Linked DNA regions of Homo sapiens: region 1 is linked to region 2. A link is a loop called in an ENCODE intact Hi-C map of the cell type or tissue named here. Cell type or tissue: PC-9. All regions are shown on one strand. Links, peaks and the distances in the headings refer to the core of each region. The heading gives the core; the rest is flanking DNA. Region 1 overlaps LNX1 (ligand of numb-protein X 1). Region 2 holds the start of LNX1 (ligand of numb-protein X 1).

Region 1 (5,379 bases), core at 263-5,262, 53 kb before region 2:
ACTCTTTTAGTCCTTTTTGCAAATTTTACCGTAGTCATTATCTTTCTCCTTGAAATGTTATTATTTCCATGACACAAAACATACATTTTGATGTTGTCACAAATGAAATCTCTCCCGTCCATCAAGAATAGCAAACTTTATTTCACTCTGCTTACCTGCAAGGGTACATGACAAATCAATCTAACAAAACAAATTGGCTCATTATGTTGTAATGAAGTTGAACATAAATTATTTTTTATGGCTAGATTTTATCATTCTATTTTGTTAGTGAATACTTTAAAACTCTGCATTAATGTCCTCAGAGGTAAATGTTACTATCAATTATAAAAATCATTGCAATTCATTGATACAGATGTGAATAAGATGTGGAAGGATGAGAGCCAGGGAAATGAGTTGAGTTTCTTGGCTCTATAGCCAGCGCCTTACATATGCCATGTACTTCCTAGTCTATTCCCTGCCTTTATGCCATCTCTCTTTCACTTCCTCATTCATAGTAATTCAATAGATGAATTACTTCTCATTCATCTGTTGGCACAGTTCATGAGCATGTCGGGCTGGGACTAACTGTATGTCTACATTTGATATGACCCCTGATAACTGTTGACAAAAGCACCATCACACCCATTTTACCGATGGGGAAGCTCAAATACCAAAGGATTGGACTTAGTCAAGGTCAGTACTTCCGAGAGGTATTCAGGGACCACACTGATAGAAGCCTTGTGGGTTAATTACTTGACCCTGCCCCCAAGTCCTCCTACCTGTTTTTAATAAGCATTTTACAGTACCCTGTAGCTGCTTTGCCATTGTTTTGTTCATTATTCCATGTAACAAGGTTGCCTGGTTTTCCTTACATAAGCAGGAAGAACTGGGTAGACACTAAAACCATTTCTACATAAACACAATGCTCTCCATCTGTGAATACACTTCCCATATTCTCAGGTCAGTCTCTTAGTGGAAATCCCATGGGAAATACCTAACAATTTCTTCCAGTGCCCAAAGCCACCTACCTCGCAGTGCGAATGAACAGATTCTCACTCCACATCTTCAAGAGGGGACTTTTACACAAACGCCACACACAGTCAAAGTCGTTCCCTAAGGAACTCTTACAAAAATGGTCCCAGTAAAATATCTAGAAATGTATCTAGGAATGGTGCCTAGATCACCAGCAACTCCTGACCTAAAAAAGTTTCCTCTTCCTCCCCAACCTTTGTCCTAGAACACACTGTGTTCTACAAAAGCACATTACAAAAAAATGATTTTGGCAGTCCTGATTTACCAGCTCTGGACCAGATCTCAGGGCCTCTGTGTCCCTGGTTTGGTGCTTCCATTTCCATATTGCTTCTTCATAAAAAGTTTTGCAAATACTGATGTGACACAGCTTCCTCAAATGAATGCTTTAAATGCCTCTAAAGAGACTTTGATTACACTAAGAAGCAGAAAATGTTCTTGACAAACCACTCCTTTGTTTTTCTATAATTAGTTGGGTTCTCTTCCTCTTCTCAATTCTACACCTAATGATGCATCTTGTGTTGTTATTTAAATAACACAAAAGACATGGTAGATTGCATTTATTACACTATGATACAAATATTTTAGTATAGATGTAGAATTTCTGCTCCAACCCCAGGATCTTTATTTTCTGTTTTTAGCAAAATCCAAATATCTCTGACTTGGTGTTAACAGTGATGATTTCTAATTACTTAGGAAAATCTACCTTTTTGTTTACTGCTTTTTTATAACGTGAGCCACTAGGCATGCCATTAGGTGAAAAGACTCACCTCTAGGTTTGTTTACTTTGCATTTTAGAGTGGTAGTGGGGACGGTATGAGTACTGATTTTCCTGTCAAAGTTAATTTGCCGTAAGACATATAATAAAAGTGCATGTATTAATAAATAAAAAAGGCAGCTAACTTGCACGAACATCTGACGCTTCTCATGGAGTCAAACACCAAACAAATTATAAAGGAAGTAAAAGCATTCCTGTAAATGCTTTCAAATGGTAAACAACACCCTTGAAGTCCTATGTGTGCAATAGCCTTGGGTCCACCCTTTCTTAATTGACAATGTTTTGTCTGAGGGTCAAGTTCTAGTCTTCCCTCTGTCTAATCTAGTTCATGGATGGAGAAGGGAGGAAGGCTGTGGGTTTCTTCTACCAACAGGTGGCCAGATGCAAGTTCCTTGGAAAACATTGATTAGCTTTATTCCTTTTATAGCAATACACAGTGAGTAGTTTCAAAGGATCAGAAAATGGACATTTTTTATGTTCCTTTAGTATTTTCTCACTCTTTCCATCTCTCCATTTACATTAGTGTGACTTTGCATCAAACACAGGGCTCTCCTGCCAGGCTTGTGAGACTCAGCACTGCCAGGAGCCCCACACAGGTGGATGGCCCCGGGCACCTTCTTTGTACCATTTCCCCATCTGTCATTAGGCTGTGCCCCGAGTTCCACAGGAGCCTACCCAAACCACACCCTGTAATACAGTCAAGGAAGAGAATGTCTTTGTCACTGACAACAAAGGAACAGCTTTCAGTGAGCAGCACTCCTTCCTCATGAAACACACTCTGGTCCAGCCAGTTTGCTTCCTTTCAGGAAACGGTGTGGGGAGGTCAGTGACCTGAGTGAGTTGCATCTGTACCTCTCTGAGGACAGAATATCCTAAGGCTGGGGGAGAGAGCCTTGGCTACTGTCAATAATTGCTTCTCTAATTATTCTGTCTCATTCTGAATACCAAAGATTAGGGAACATAAAGTATGTGATGAAATTTACATAGCAATTGGTTTCAACCAACCATTGGCTAGATATGTTTCATTAAAACAAAACAGAACAAAACAAAACAAAACAATCACAAACTCACTCCCAAGCACAGAATCCAGAGGAAAGGAAACACACATGGCTTGAAGGATGGGCATGTGGATTGCTCCTGTGGTTGGGACACCATGGCATCCAGGTTTTATCTGCACCCCTTTCCACTGGACTGCCTACAGAACAGTTGGGCAAGACCCTCTTCTTTCAGGCTAAGAGCCAGAATCAGCAGCCATAGAAAAATACCTTCTGGCAGCAGAGTCTTCTGCTACCTAGAACAGCTTTCCCTGTGAAGTTCTGCTGTATTTGGGGCTCCCACTAACTCCAAGGAAAATTAGTGGAGGAGGCAGGCATGAGGGGTGGCATGAGACTAGGACCCCTGCTTTTTTGAATGCATGAGGGTTCATCGTTGAAAAACCACTCCATTACTCTTCAGGTACAATTAATCTGAATAAGCCCTACAATAGGAAAAGTCAGAGTCAATCCACTTGCTCTGTTAGATTGCTTAAACCTAGTATCATGGCATGCATTTGGTTAAAAGCTCTTCCCCATGTAGCCTGAGTCTCACTTGATTCATCTATTATTCAAAAGCTGTGATTGAAAGAGCCTTCAAACTCACAGGTGTTCAGGTCACTGGGGATGCTGCACAAAGATTCGAAATGCAGCAGCCATTAGTGTCCAGTCTCATTATTTTCAAGCCAGGAAAGGCTAAACATTAACATGCTGGAACAAGAGCCCTTTTGGGGAGAAAAAAAATAAAAGGTAACTGAAGACCCTCAATAGCGACAACATGTTCTGTAACTTCTGGAAGTAATCACAGGGAACAAGCCAAATGGCCGATTAACAGTCATGCACAGACAGTCTTCCATGGCCAAGTCCAGGAGATCTGACGGGTTGAAGGGGATCCAGAAGGAAGACTAAATCAACTTGGTCCCCCTGAAAGTGAAGTCAGTTCCAAGGGCTGAATGTGTTTTAAAGGTTTTTGTTTTTTCCTTTAGGTTAAATTTCCTGGATAAAATCAGATCAGCCGTGTAATCACCCTGCTACAATAAAAGGAGCTCAGTGTGCTTTATGGCAACCACACCAGTCAAGGGCTCTCTCTGGCACCAAGGGAGCCATAAGGGCCCCCTGCCAAGTGGAGCTGAGGGATGCTCGAGGCCAGGGTCTGGACCTTCTCACTATAAAAAGAATAGTGAAGTATACAGATATTTACCTACTGAGTTATGTTTGGGCTGATAAAAATGCTCAGATGTCCTTTAGTTTCTCTTTATTGTATTAGTTTAATTTTTGAGACCTGTCTCACTCTGTCGCCCGCCTTGGAGTGCAGTGGTGCAATCTCTGCTCACTGCAGCCTCAACCTCCTGGGGCTCAAGCAATCCTCCCACCTCAGCCTTCCCAGTAGCTGGGACTACAGGCATGTGCCACCATGCCCAGCTAATTTTTTTAGTTTCTCCTTTAAATGACTGTTTGTGTAAGAATTGTAGGACTTTGAAAAGATTTGAGCTTTGAAATTTCTCTAGTATAATGTGAGCACATGATTCATATGAATATTCAGTTGCAGAAAATGTTTTTGTTCTAACTTGTTTAATGCCTGCTCTGATCTTAAAATGATCTCCTTAACATGTATGTATACACAAGTCTCTAAATACCAGGACTGCTGTTACCCAAAACCCACACTATCAAAGATATTGCTCGCTTCATATTTTCAAAGTCAGCTTTTGGAGGACAGGGACAATGGTTTCTTGTAATCTGCTGAGGGAGTCAACCCCAGTGAGGCTGTTCCTTCTCTGTAACCAGCTGCAATTAGGATTTCTACTGTCCTTGCATGGGGCATCCATGGCAAAGGTTGACTTGGCCATGTGGTTAGAACTGGAAATTCAGTATTTTCAGTATTTTCAGTTGCTCCAGTTGTTTTTGCTCGGGCTACTAATCAATACCAAATCTAGTGCTATCTGAATAAAATAAGATGGCATAGCAACTACCCCATTCTTGCTAACAACTCCAAATGACAACATGGTGGCTCACATCTGTAATCCCAGCACTTTGAGAGTCTGAGGCTGGCAGATTGCTTGAGCTCAGGAGTTTGAGACCAGTCTAGACAACATGGCAAAACCCTGTCTCTAAAAAAAAATACAAAAATTAGCCAGGCATGGGGGCGTGCACCTGTAGTCCCAGCCACTCGGGGGGCTTAGGAGAGAGGATGGCTTGAGCCCGAGTGGTTGAGGCTGCAGTAAGTCATGACTCCGCCACTGCACTCCAGCCTGAGTGAGAGTGAGACCCTGTCCCCGCCTCCCCAGAAAAGATAGTGAGGCTTTACTTGAGTGTGCTCCAACTCAACCTCAAGGTGCCATGCCACCTTGTAAGAAAGCTTGTTAAAAATAAGTGTTATTAGCCTGGCTGACATGGTGAAACCCCGTCTCTACTGAAAATACAAAAAATTAGCTGGGCATGGTGGTGGGTGCCTGTAATCCCAGCTACTCGGGAGGCTGAGACAGAAGAATTGCTTGAACCCAGGAGGGGGAGGTTGCAGCGAGCCGAGATTGCGCCACTGCACTCCAGCCTGGGCAACAAGCA
Region 2 (5,379 bases), core at 330-5,329:
TCAACCCATTTCATCTTCATGATAACCCTATTACACAGCTGATGAGAGCAGCTTAAAGAATCTGTCCCAGGTCACACAGGTAGCACATGGTAGATCTGGGTTTCAAAAACCCAGGTAGGCAGCCTGATGCCAGAGACCAGACCACTATTCTAAAGCAGTAGCATTGCCCCACCTAGAATGGAATGAATAAGATTGATATTTTCTAGTGAGGCACTACCCAGTCCCCCCAGTCAGTCTGACCTACCCACCTGGACATGCAGCCCACCTTGCTTCAGTTGTAAGGATGGAGGGGGCCTGTGAAGTACACCATTTTAGCGTCCTTTGGGGAAAAATGTAGCTAAGGAAACTGACATGCAGGGGGGTTGAGGTTCTCCCTTAGGGCTCCGTAGGCAAGCTAGTAGAACAGTAGAACCCACTGACCTCAATCCACTAATCCCTTACTCTTGAATGATGAAAATTTGTGGTATCCCTGAAGGGCGAGACCCAGAGAAGTGACCAGGGCCCTGGGCACACAACTGCTCATATGCAATGACTCAAGGTCACCCAAGGGCACAGGGTATTGCATGACAAGGCCAATCACATCCAATGGGTCATGAACCTCCTTCTATGGTACAATGAGGCTCCAAACCAGGGGCTTCCTCCTGCCAGAGGCTCGGCATGAACCCTCACTCTGGTTAGGGAGAAGGGTGTTTATCTGTGAGACTGGAGGAGACCAAACACCCAGTCTGCCCTGGAGATAGCACGACTGACAGCAAAAAGAACTCTCTGCCAAGTCAGATTACAGCAATGACAACTGGACATTTCCCCCGAAAGGCCCATGGAGAATCACATTTTGTGGGTCTGTTGCAGGATGAGAGCCTTAGAGTGGGAAAAGGAAGAAATCACAGCCAGCCAGCAACTCCTAAAAGCTTTGCCTGTGAGGCTAGCGGAGACAAATCTGCCCACCTTGTTTGATGACATTGTTTAAGAATTCTCCTGCCTGTTTTCTTTTTCCAAACTGTTAACATTGCAGTTAATTACCTACAATTAATTACAATAACAAGAACTATCAAGGTTCCTACAACTGCAACCACATATGATCTTTATCTTGATAGAGTCAGACTCTCTCCTCCAAGCAACCTAGGAAAATTCCTTCCAAAGGAAGAACCTAGCCTCAGTTTAGCACCAGTTAACACCAGGCATTGGTCGCTGGATGCTAACATATATTAGCTACCTCATTTACTTCTCACAACCACATTAGATCATGGGGATTATTATCTCCCATCTTACCGATGAAGAAACTGAAAGTCAGAGAAGTAACTTGCTCAAGGATATAAATGAAGGAGATTGCACATTTTTCCATCAGGCCTATGTCCACTTGAACCAATGGGTGGAGTTACCACAGGAACTCTGGACAGGACTTGTGTGTAAATTACCCAACAGACCAACTGCATTCTAGTCAATCTGACTCTGAATTCCAGTCTTTGTCACTTCTTTTCTTTCTTCTACCTGGGGGTACAGTGTCTACAGCTTTGTTCCTTTAGTACTCAGACATGCTGACATACAGTGATGAAATTATTTATTTAATCATAAATTAACTACTGTGAAAAGCACTAATCAACCATGGTAAACCAGAGGCAATGTAATCTTGAGGAGAGGTTTAGATGCACTTTTATCAGAAGATCCAAGCTTTGAATCAAGTGAGAACCTTAGTAAGAGACAAGTGGTGGCCAAACCCCCCCCCTTAAACTCACAAGCTTGGGGAAAATAATAAACAAAGGTCAGTTAAGGAAGAACAATAGGGACCTCCAAACAGTAAGACAGAAATTAGCAACAAGAACTGGGCAGATTCTTAGTGGTGAGGAACGACTGTCTGTCTAAGGCAAAAATGATCTCAGCTTGTTTCAATTCATACCTTGGGAGAATTTACATGCATTTTGTATTTCTGGGTGGATGAACAGGAGCATAATTCCTAACAGATTATTCCCTTGCAAACATCTGCTAACTTAAATCTCAGAAAAACAGCTGATGTTGGAATCTAGAATGAAGTGTCTCGCAGATTTATTTCTTTTTCCAGTTTTTCCAGCTCATCCCAGCAGGCAGCTGGGCTTAAAAATGGTTTCCTTTCTCTGACAACAATATTGGCTAAAGAGTTTGACTATTGGGCTGTCAAGATACAGGCTGTGTGATCAGGATTAAGAAAACAAAAATGGATCCTAGAGGTAAAATTACTTTAAAAGCCAGGTCCTGGCAGAACAACTTCCTCGGTATATTTGCTATTAAAAGAAAAAGAGACAGAAAAAGCCAAAGAGGTCCAAAAAATTAAAAATCAGACCTGAAGTCACATTCTTGCAGCAATGAGGGAATTAATTCTTACTGTAACCAAAGGTCAGCAGGCAGCCAGTCCAGGTCTAAATGTAAACAAATTCTAAATGCACACTGCAAAGTCGTATTTAAAAGAGTGTTCAACAAAGAGCAAAGAAAATGGTAGACTTTTTCAGAGAAGAGAGGAAAACTGGAACGCACAGCTTCTGAATAGGGCAACAGAATTTGCCCTGAGGAACAGGTTTTCAGGGGGAAAGAAAAAAAAACTAGGGACACTTCACAGGTTTAGATCAAAATACAGGGAGGAAGAAAAGGAAAAATAAGAACTCTGAATCCAGTCTGCACTGGCCTCCTAGCCCCCGTTAAACGGGCTGAACAGATCTGCACCTTCGCGCTAAGTTTCAAAACAAAAGCCTTCACTCTACTTCTCTTTAGGTTGTTGTTGTTGTTTTAATCAGATCAAGTACGAGGACAAGCACAGGCTGGATTAATGATCAGAGAAACAAAAAGGATTAAATATCTGGCCTGGGAGAAGTTTATTGTGCAACTAGAATGTCAAAGTCATCTCTCTACTCTTCTGTCTCAAAAAAGCTTCTCCCTCTGGGGCAAACACTAGCGACAAGCCGTTCAGCTTGTATTTTTTCATTCAAATTCCGTGTTCAGATCCCTCAGGGGCCAGTGGTCTAAATGCCAAGAGAGAAAAATGGAGGGTTTCAACTCACCTCTTCAAGCGACTGTCTGGGGCTCTCCAAGCAGCAGCAGGCAGGCAGCTCTCATTCCTTGTGGGTGAACCGAGCAGCTCCTTGGGCCGCCGGAGTTGTGACCAGCCTCAACTTCGGTGAACAGGTGCCTGGAGGAAGGAGGACGGCATTGGTCGCTCCAGACCAGGAAATGGGTGACATCACGGAAGCCCCGACAGATAAAGCATTGCTGAGACCTTAGGGATTGAAAGAGTCAGGAGGCCCCGCCCACCTGTCATTTACCTGAATACCTGCAAGCAGGTAGGTGGCGTCTCTTTGTGGACAAATAAATCAGTTAGAGCAATTTGCCAGGTGGAATTTACTTTCTTTCCTGAGCACAGCACGTGTCCAGCCCCGTGTTCAGATCTGAAGTCAAATGCCTGGTTGTTTCCCAGGCCCTCCCCTTTCCCCATATCTGCCCACAAAGGAGTTAAAAGGGAAGTTTAAACACCAAAATGAGACAGTAATTTAGCAGACACAAAAAGGAAGAGTGTGAAGCCGAACTTCTTAGAAATATCTGAGGTGCCTTTTCGAACCGCATCCATTTGAACACCAAGTGTTTCTCTAATTCCAATAAAATGACAAATTTAAGTTGACATTTCCAATTCATCTTTTAAACAATTTGAAATAGGATACCTGTCAGCAGTTTCAAAGTGGTTTTCAAACACTTTTGCGCTACCCCCTCCCCCGCCCAGCATTTTTAATTCCATATTCAGGAATTTGCAAAACTTCAGTCATTCCTATCTCGGCTGGCTTGGCAGTTAGAGTCATACGGCAGTTACAGTGCACTGCAGGCCTGCAATTAGGAGCAATTTAAATGATTCAGATTGGAATGGTAGTACTGTCATTAGGCGATGTTGTCTGCTGATATAGCCAGGAAAGAGACGTCAGAGTTATTTCTGTCCCAAGCGTGGTGTGTGACCCTGGACAAGTCACTGGTTGCTTCACCTTTTCCAGCAGGAAAGGAGGCGTAAACTCATCCAGCACCAGAGCAGGCAGCTGGGAGGTATCCCAGGACTGTTAAACTCTCTGGCATCTTCCCAGGAGGGCTGTAAACATCTCCCATCATCCCATTGAAACGCTGCGTATTTTTACCACCTGCATCCAGCATCCCTGGAACTCATTACCTGAGGAAACTGTGGATTCCCCGTCCCGGAAGATGGCCTGCCTGCCCAGAGAGAATTTTTTTTCCCCTTCAGGAAAATAAATGTTGACATTCCTATTTTCCTCCTACTTTTGCCTCCCTCGTCTTCTTCTTTCCCTCCTCCTGATTTTGGGAATGCTTTTGTTCCACCGGTTTTAATATTGGACTACCTAGAGGTTTTGGGGTTTGGTTTGGGGGAGGGTGGAGGAAGAAGGAAAAATGGGAGAGGGAAGAAAAGGAAGTCCGGATTCCCACAGCCTGGGCCTCAGCTGGCTGCAGTCAGTCAATAGCTCGCAAAGCAAGGGGGAGGAGAAGGAAGAGAAATTGTAGTCGAGGGCGGGGTCTGGGGGCCGGCTCTGGTGCTCGACCTCAGGGGAGCTGGCTCCTGTCCCCGATCCGCCCCAGACAGGTCTAAGCTACCTCTTTGCACCTGGGAACTCTGTGCCTTTTGAGAGTTGAAGGCTTAAAACAACAACAACCACCACAACAAAACTATTCACCTTTTTATCCAATAGAAACTAAGGTAGGTGTGGCTATTCCTTTATTATTTAAAAGAAAAAAAGGGAGGTAACAAAACCTTTTACACTCAGGTGTTTCAGGAAAAGGTTTCACGCCACTAGTTTGATAATTGAGAAACATCACTCACACAAAGGCCCCCCTCTTCACGCGGACAGGGTGTCCCCTGGGCAAGGGGGAGGGGAGGGAGAGCCCGCCAACCTGATGAATCATCTAGAAGGCCACGCCTTCAGCGGTCTTGCCTTTGGCGAAGGGCAGGATCCAACTTGGGAGGGGATCACAGGCTTCGGTTCAAGGCCTTGGGTGGGCAGGGGAAGGGTGTAGGTGAAATGAATTCGCATAAAGCTTCACCGAACAGCCTGGAGATCGTGAGGTTTCACTTGCCATGTTCACATACACACAGTCATCTACATATGTGGTGTGATGAATTGTTGTAAAACAGAAAGAAAATAGAGAAATAAGAGTTAATCCAGGAGTGGAGCTAACTCCCAGGTATAGTGTATAAAGGAAGAGAAAAAACTACACAATTAGCCTTCTCAGGTGAGATCTTTCTTGGTACTCCTGGATTTCGAATAATATGCAGGGGTTAAAAAAAATAATATGGGCTTTTTTTTTGGGCCATTAGGGCTGTTACATTATCATGGAAATTATATTTCTAAACTACTAGAAAAAAAT

What was found. Peaks named below come from ENCODE experiments on the same cell type or tissue, not always from the same donor. Only the 100,000 strongest peaks of a DNase experiment are listed, where the experiment ranks them.
Region 1: it touches region 2 in a loop (3-fold over the local background); 2 of 110 quality-filtered maps call a loop at or near these places.

What each region holds. Positions count from the first base shown.
Region 1 is chr4:53,535,290-53,540,668 of GRCh38, forward strand. All of the region lies in intron 2 of LNX1 (ligand of numb-protein X 1), which reads right to left. Among named protein-coding and RNA genes, the nearest start is that of LNX1-AS1, 38 kb to the left of the region's middle. In PC-9, for the core only: no CTCF peak of the experiment used is centred there; a DNase peak (open chromatin) is centred at 2,512.
Region 2 is chr4:53,588,362-53,593,740 of GRCh38, forward strand. It overlaps LNX1 (ligand of numb-protein X 1), which reads right to left and starts at 3,125. Exons shown (of 11, transcript NM_001126328.3): 1 at 3,027-3,125. LNX1-AS2 (LNX1 antisense RNA 2) reads left to right here and starts at 4,595. Exons shown (of 2, transcript NR_046827.1): 1 at 4,595-4,711. RefSeq lists an enhancer at 4,305-5,217. In PC-9, for the core only: no CTCF peak of the experiment used is centred there; DNase peaks (open chromatin) are centred at 3,260 and 4,730; H3K4me3 peaks cover 3,566 bases; H3K27ac peaks cover 2,440 bases.